Linked DNA regions of Homo sapiens: region 1 is linked to region 2. Evidence: chromatin loops called from intact Hi-C (ENCODE). Cell type or tissue: sigmoid colon. All regions are shown on one strand. Each heading gives the region's core, and the rest is flanking DNA. Links, peaks and the distances in the headings are about the cores only.

Evidence for each region. Peaks named below come from ENCODE experiments on the same cell type or tissue, not always from the same donor. Only the 100,000 strongest peaks of a DNase experiment are listed, where the experiment ranks them.
Region 1: it touches region 2 in a loop (2.5-fold over the local background); 10 of 110 quality-filtered maps call a loop at or near these places.

Annotation. Positions count from the first base shown.
Region 1 is chr3:147,360,391-147,363,198 of GRCh38, reverse strand. It overlaps LOC124909494 (leucine-rich repeat extensin-like protein 5), which reads left to right. Exons shown (of 2, transcript XM_047449442.1): 2 at 1-533. Among named protein-coding and RNA genes, the nearest start is that of ZIC4-AS1, 25 kb to the left of the region's middle. In sigmoid colon, for the core only: CTCF peaks have their summits at 981 and 1,188 (motif pointing left); no DNase peak of the experiment used is centred there; H3K27me3 peaks cover 2,500 bases.
Region 2 is chr3:147,418,283-147,421,090 of GRCh38, reverse strand. No RefSeq gene overlaps it. Among named protein-coding and RNA genes, the nearest start is that of ZIC1, 10 kb to the right of the region's middle. RefSeq lists enhancers at 1-855, 1,794-1,943. In sigmoid colon, for the core only: no CTCF peak of the experiment used is centred there; a DNase peak (open chromatin) is centred at 1,830; H3K4me3 peaks cover 597 bases; H3K27me3 peaks cover 2,500 bases.

The DNA of each region.
Region 1 (2,808 bases), core at 172-2,671, 58 kb after region 2:
CAATCTCATTTTCTCAAGACTTTTAGGCCAAGGCAGAATTTTCTAGCCTTCCTTTGGAGATCAGGATCCAGAGATTAGAGTTCTGGGATCTTGGCAAGGGTTTGTACTACTTTTTCCATGATGTTTGCAAATCCCTAGCAACAATTCTGCATTCTAATTTTTTTCCTCCTTTCTTTGTACATCACAAATAATTACACTGTTCAAACATGGCTTAGAAAAAAACACAGTTACATTAACATGTCTCTTCTACAATTTTGTTTTAGAAATGACTAGAATTTTCTGGTAATTCATAGTTTTTCTCCTGGTTTAAAAACAAAAATATTTAAATTTTATCTTGCCAAATGTCTATCATTTGTTAGCACATTTTGCTTGCTGTCCTTCAGCCTCTGAAGTTTATGGACATTATTAAAATGTTTGGGGGATCATCAGCACACCAGTTCCTTGAGAAAATGTTGGGATAGGCTTTACACTATACAATCCAGTTGTTCAGAATTGAAAGGTTTTCAAGTTGAGTTTGCTTTTCTTTCTCTTACTTTACAATCCCTTTTTGTATTTTTTATTTTATTTCGAATAGAAGCTTTTGCCAAGGTTATTTTTAATATAGAAAAAGTAGCCGAAAAATTGGATACTAAATGTCGAATCCAAACTGAGTAAATTTTTGAAGTATGCAGTATCCATATTTCCCATTGACTTAAAATAAAAATGAATGTAATTCAAATCTACTTGTGTTTTTTTTTTGTTGTCTAAATAGAATATTCAATGTGACAAAATGAATCTATAAATATGTGATCTGCATAGTAGACACAGACACAACCAGTTCAATAATGATTGATACTATTTTTAAGTAGTGGGTGCTGAATACATTATCTAAAGAAATGCTCTGAGCATCTGAAGGTTGAGGATCTTACAGTGATCTTAGTTCTGAGAAAATGGCTCATGTATGTTTCGGCTCAGTGTTGGTCTCACTAGCAATAAGTTGTGGCAAATGACATCTGACCATAATGATAATATTAATGTTACTGTCCCTTTGGAAAAGAAAAGTTGAATTCAGTATCTGTTTGCTTTGGCATTATTTTTCCAGCCATCTAACCATCCTTTATGGTACAGTGTGGCTGTTGTTTCTGGAGTTGTAGTGTCTACCCACTCCCTTCTCTCTGGGTAAACCTCCTCTCGCGCCCCCTAGCGGAGGGTTTGGCAGTGCAGAAGCAACAACCACCAGCGATTATTTATTGAACACCTGCTGTGCGCCAAGCACTGTGGAGGAAGCTGTAGCTTGTCTAGATCTGGGTGGGGTCTAATGCCACGCACAGGCTCTGTAAAATGATTTAAGACTGAGCAGATATTCTAGCTCTGGGTCCTTGTGGCTCCTCACCTGGGGGCCTCTTCAGAGCCCTCACTCACGTTGCACTTGGAGCCTGACTGGAGGCATTTCTGGCTATCAGAATTTCCCAGCTATAGTTAGTTTGGGATGGAGAGGCTTGCTGCTCCTTGGCGGGCCTGGTTATAATTTGTGTCCTCTTGTATAGAGCTGTCCAGTTTGACCTGTAGCTACAACCAATCCTGGATCAGCATTGTCAGACCTCGGTTCCACCACACTCTGTTTGAAGAGCTCCATTTTGTGCAGTGGCAGTCACAACAAAACTCAACTTTCCTCTGTGACTTTGTTCTTTTGATTTTTAATAGATCAAAGACGTGGAGGGAGGAAGGAAAAGCGGGGGTGGGGGGGAGAAGAGGAGGGGTAGGGATTGTTTTCGTGTCAAGATGCATCTCCCATTTGAGGCCACTAGCCCCATTAGAAGAGAAAAGTGCACGGAAAAGGGCGAGAAACCTGCACTTGGCTCGGCATTGTTTAGGGGATTCGAGCTGCGGCCGCCGTGGCCGCCGCCACAGCCATACAGTACAGTATCCATGGCAACGCAACCTGCTGCTGCCGCCGCCAAAGTTGAAGGCGCTTGAAAGGCTTGTAGAGACCAGAATCTCAACCCCTATTTTGGTTCCCCCGAGAACAACGGAGAGAAAATGAGGCAGGGAAAGAAAGGAGGAGGAAAGGAGGAAGGAGGGGGGAGGGAAAGTAGGAGAGGAGAAAAAGAGAGAGAGGGAGGGAGGAAATATTTGTATGAATGAGAGGGACTAAGAGAGAATATGAGAGAGAGGGAGGGAGAAGGCCAAGAGAAACCCCACTCCAGGCCCATGAATGCTGGCATTGTCCCTTTTCTGAATCTGATTTACCATATCATAACCCCCAGGAAGAAGAAAACATCAATATCCCAAAGGAATGGAGATGTTTCTATGGAAAACCTAGGAATTTTAGTCCATAACAGATCTGGCATAAAAAAATCAAAGAGATCAAAGGCAGAGCTCCCTGGAGTAGAGATGCGTCTCTGAATTAAAGATGGACGATGCAGACTACAAAGTGCTTTTTTCTTCTTTATCCAGTCCTCTGTTTCCATTTCAAGGGAGGCGCTGGTCTCGTCATATCTAAACTAGACAGTCATTGCGAACAATGTCATAAAGAGGATAAAAGAGGGAGTGGGGGGCACCAAGAGCTCAGCTTCCTCTGTCCTAGTTGGTTTTCCAACCACCTTCTCCAGCATTCTCAGCACAGGTGTCAGCCAAGCCCCACTCATAGAAGGAGCTTGTGGAAAAGCCCACCCCTACCTTCAAGTCTGTAGGGGCAGTTAGGAAAAATTAGATTCTCTGAAATCAGGGGATGAGAAGTGGTATTAGGTTGTTTTCTTGCCTTACCAAATTAAACTTGGGACAATATCAAAGGCTCTGTGTGGCAGTTCTGGGATGGGGAGGAGAGAG
Region 2 (2,808 bases), core at 271-2,770:
AAGGGTTCTTTGGGCCTTGGCCTTTTGGGGAAGACGCGGGAACCCACGCTGAGTTTGAGTTTTCTGTTCAGAGCAAGGCCCACACAGGTCATCGTTAGCTTGGAGTCCTTAGAGTCTAGATAGCCCACTCCCCACAATACTCAAACACAAAGGGACCCAAATCACGAATGGGTTTCTTCTGGAGTGGTCCCTGTGGCGGGGGTTTGGAGGAACGAGGGTTTCTGCGCCCCTGACTAGACGCTGGGAGCCCTGGCTTCCGGGACCTAGGACAGAACTCGAACCCTCATGCCCCGGCCACTTTCTTCCTAGTCATGAGTAGTGAGGGGTGAGTGGCTTCTGCCAGGCCTCTGTGGGCCTAGCACTCGGTGGCAGTGGGTGAGGGTCGTTGAGTCCGGCAAAGAGACATGGAGCAGACGCTCTTCAGCCATCCTTGCGTTATTGAGCTCGGAGACTCGGGAGTTTGGGTAGGAAAAAAGGCACTGTCCTGGCAGGAACATTTCCAAAGCCTCCCTCCCTGCGTCCTCAGGTTCCACGCTGAAGGCTTGGGGAGTGGTAGTTGTCGGGTGAACTGATACTGTGGTCCCGGTATTCCAAAACTGGCACAGATGGAACTGGCCCTGGGATAGACTGCAGTGTGAGCCCGGCACTGACCTAGGCATCCTGTTCCCAGTGAGGGAAATGAAATGATAAGCTCCACAAAGTGGGTCTACCTGTTCAAATGAAAGTAAAAATCTAGAGTAGGATTGGAATCTGTCGGCAACCACTTCTGATGTTATGGGACCCAGGATTCTTACTAAAACACCCAAAGGCTGTAGATGTTAGTCGGTCAGAGGTTAGAGTGACCCAGGGACCCTCTGTTGCCCCTCCCCTTTGTTTACAAGCGTTGGCCACTCCACCTAGAAAGATTATACGCTCACTCTGGAAATGTCAGCACATTGGCCACAAAATACCATGCAGATCCCCAAGGACTTCACTAGAGAGGAAAGCAATAATCCAGCGACTGAACCCAGGTGTCTCTCACCAAACCCTACCCTTTCTGGTCTCTAGGCCAGGGCAGTTCCTCCACCAGTCCCGACGTTTGCGCTACCTAAGCACGTTTGGATTTAACAGGACCATTTCAACTCCAAGACAGGCAAGCTGACTGGTATTATTTGCAAAGGGTCAAGTGGAAACCCTAGAACAGTCATTCAAGCAAATGGCTCCTAGTATCTCAAATGGGGCGGTGGGAGGCTGGGGAAATGCCAGAGAGCAAGAGGAAGTAGGAGAAAAGAGTGGGAGAGAGAGGCGGAAAGACAAAGACAAGCCGGCACCCAGACTTGGATCTGGGCAAGGGATGAGGGAAGGGCCTAGGGAACCTCCCCCAAGCCGCTGCCCGGTCACCTGGGGCCTGAGCTCTGACTAGGGGTAGGCTAAGTCTTCTCCGAGGGGCTAGGGATATGAGAACAGCCGGGGCGGCAGCTCGGGCTTGGGAAAGGATAAGAGAAGAAGGCCTCCCTGGTAGGCCCGGTGTAAACTGGAAGCCCAGCCACCCGATGCACTGGGGTGTGGCCGGCTGGGGCTCGAGCACCATGCAGCCCCCGGCCCTCGGCGGAGAGGCCCTGACAGGCCCGCTCAACTCGCCGTTCCAATGGCAGCAGCCCCAGGTTGCTCTACCCTCTGCTGTCGGCTCCGCAGTGTGAACTCACTTAAACCAGCGCGGTTTGAAAACAAACACGTGCAGCTACCCCGCCGCACTATTTTGGGAGCCTAGCCAGCGACTTTCACAGGCCGGAGCCTCTGCTTGGTTCTCTCTCTAGCCCGCGAGGGCGGGGGAGTCTCATGCATATTCATCAGCACGTGGAACCTCGGGCCACAGGCCGCGCATGCGCACATCTCGCCCTGCCCGGCCAGAGCCTGCCGCGACGATTTGGAAAGCGCCCCGCCAGGCTGCGGGGTGGCGGGAGGGTCCCTCAAACGCTGACGACCCAGCCTTCGGTGGAGGTGTTGTGGGGAAGTCTCGCTGTTGCACCCCCTACACCTACCCCCGAAGACTGTTTCCATGCTTTCAATAAATCCACCAATGCAAAAATTTCCCTTTACGCACTCCATCCCACCCCTGTCCTTTCTCCACAACTTTCAGTTTTCTTAGTCAGAGGCTAGCATTTTCGCGGATGAATGGAAAATGTTTAAAAAGGAATCGCGATGCGAGCTTCTCTCACCGTTTGTGTTCCCGCTTACTGTAACTTCATGGACATTGTTACACAAAAGAAAGACGTAAAATAACAATTTTTTAAAGTTTGCTAAGGTCGGACGGCTTGGGTTTGCTTGCTATTGTTGTTTTTAAAGATGTGATTCCAATATGTTTATACCCACGCTCAATAGTTGATTCTTGTGTGTGCCATAGGTGAAAATGTCACTGCGTAACTTTCACAACCGGTGGATTTTCCTGGATATGCTTACAGAGATGTCTGACAACCATCAGAGGCAGCCAAAGTATTGTGGACAGTTGACACAATGTCAGTCTGTGGCATCTTCACTGCCAAGTGATATTTCCACTCTAGATAGCTAAACCCGATTTTTTAAAAACTCACCTTTGGTATATAACATCAGTTGGAAACTTCACACTGTTTTAGTTCTTCACTCTAAAGTGGATATCAACTTTAGTAACTGATGACAGATCCCAGCTTCCACAGTAAAAATAGCCTCTGGTTTGGCCTGATGTGTTTCCTCTTGCTAAGGAAGGGACTCTGGAGCAAACCAGCCTTGCATAGATTTAAGGAGAACATTATTCATATTTTGCACCTATTACACCATTGTATTTGCAATAAA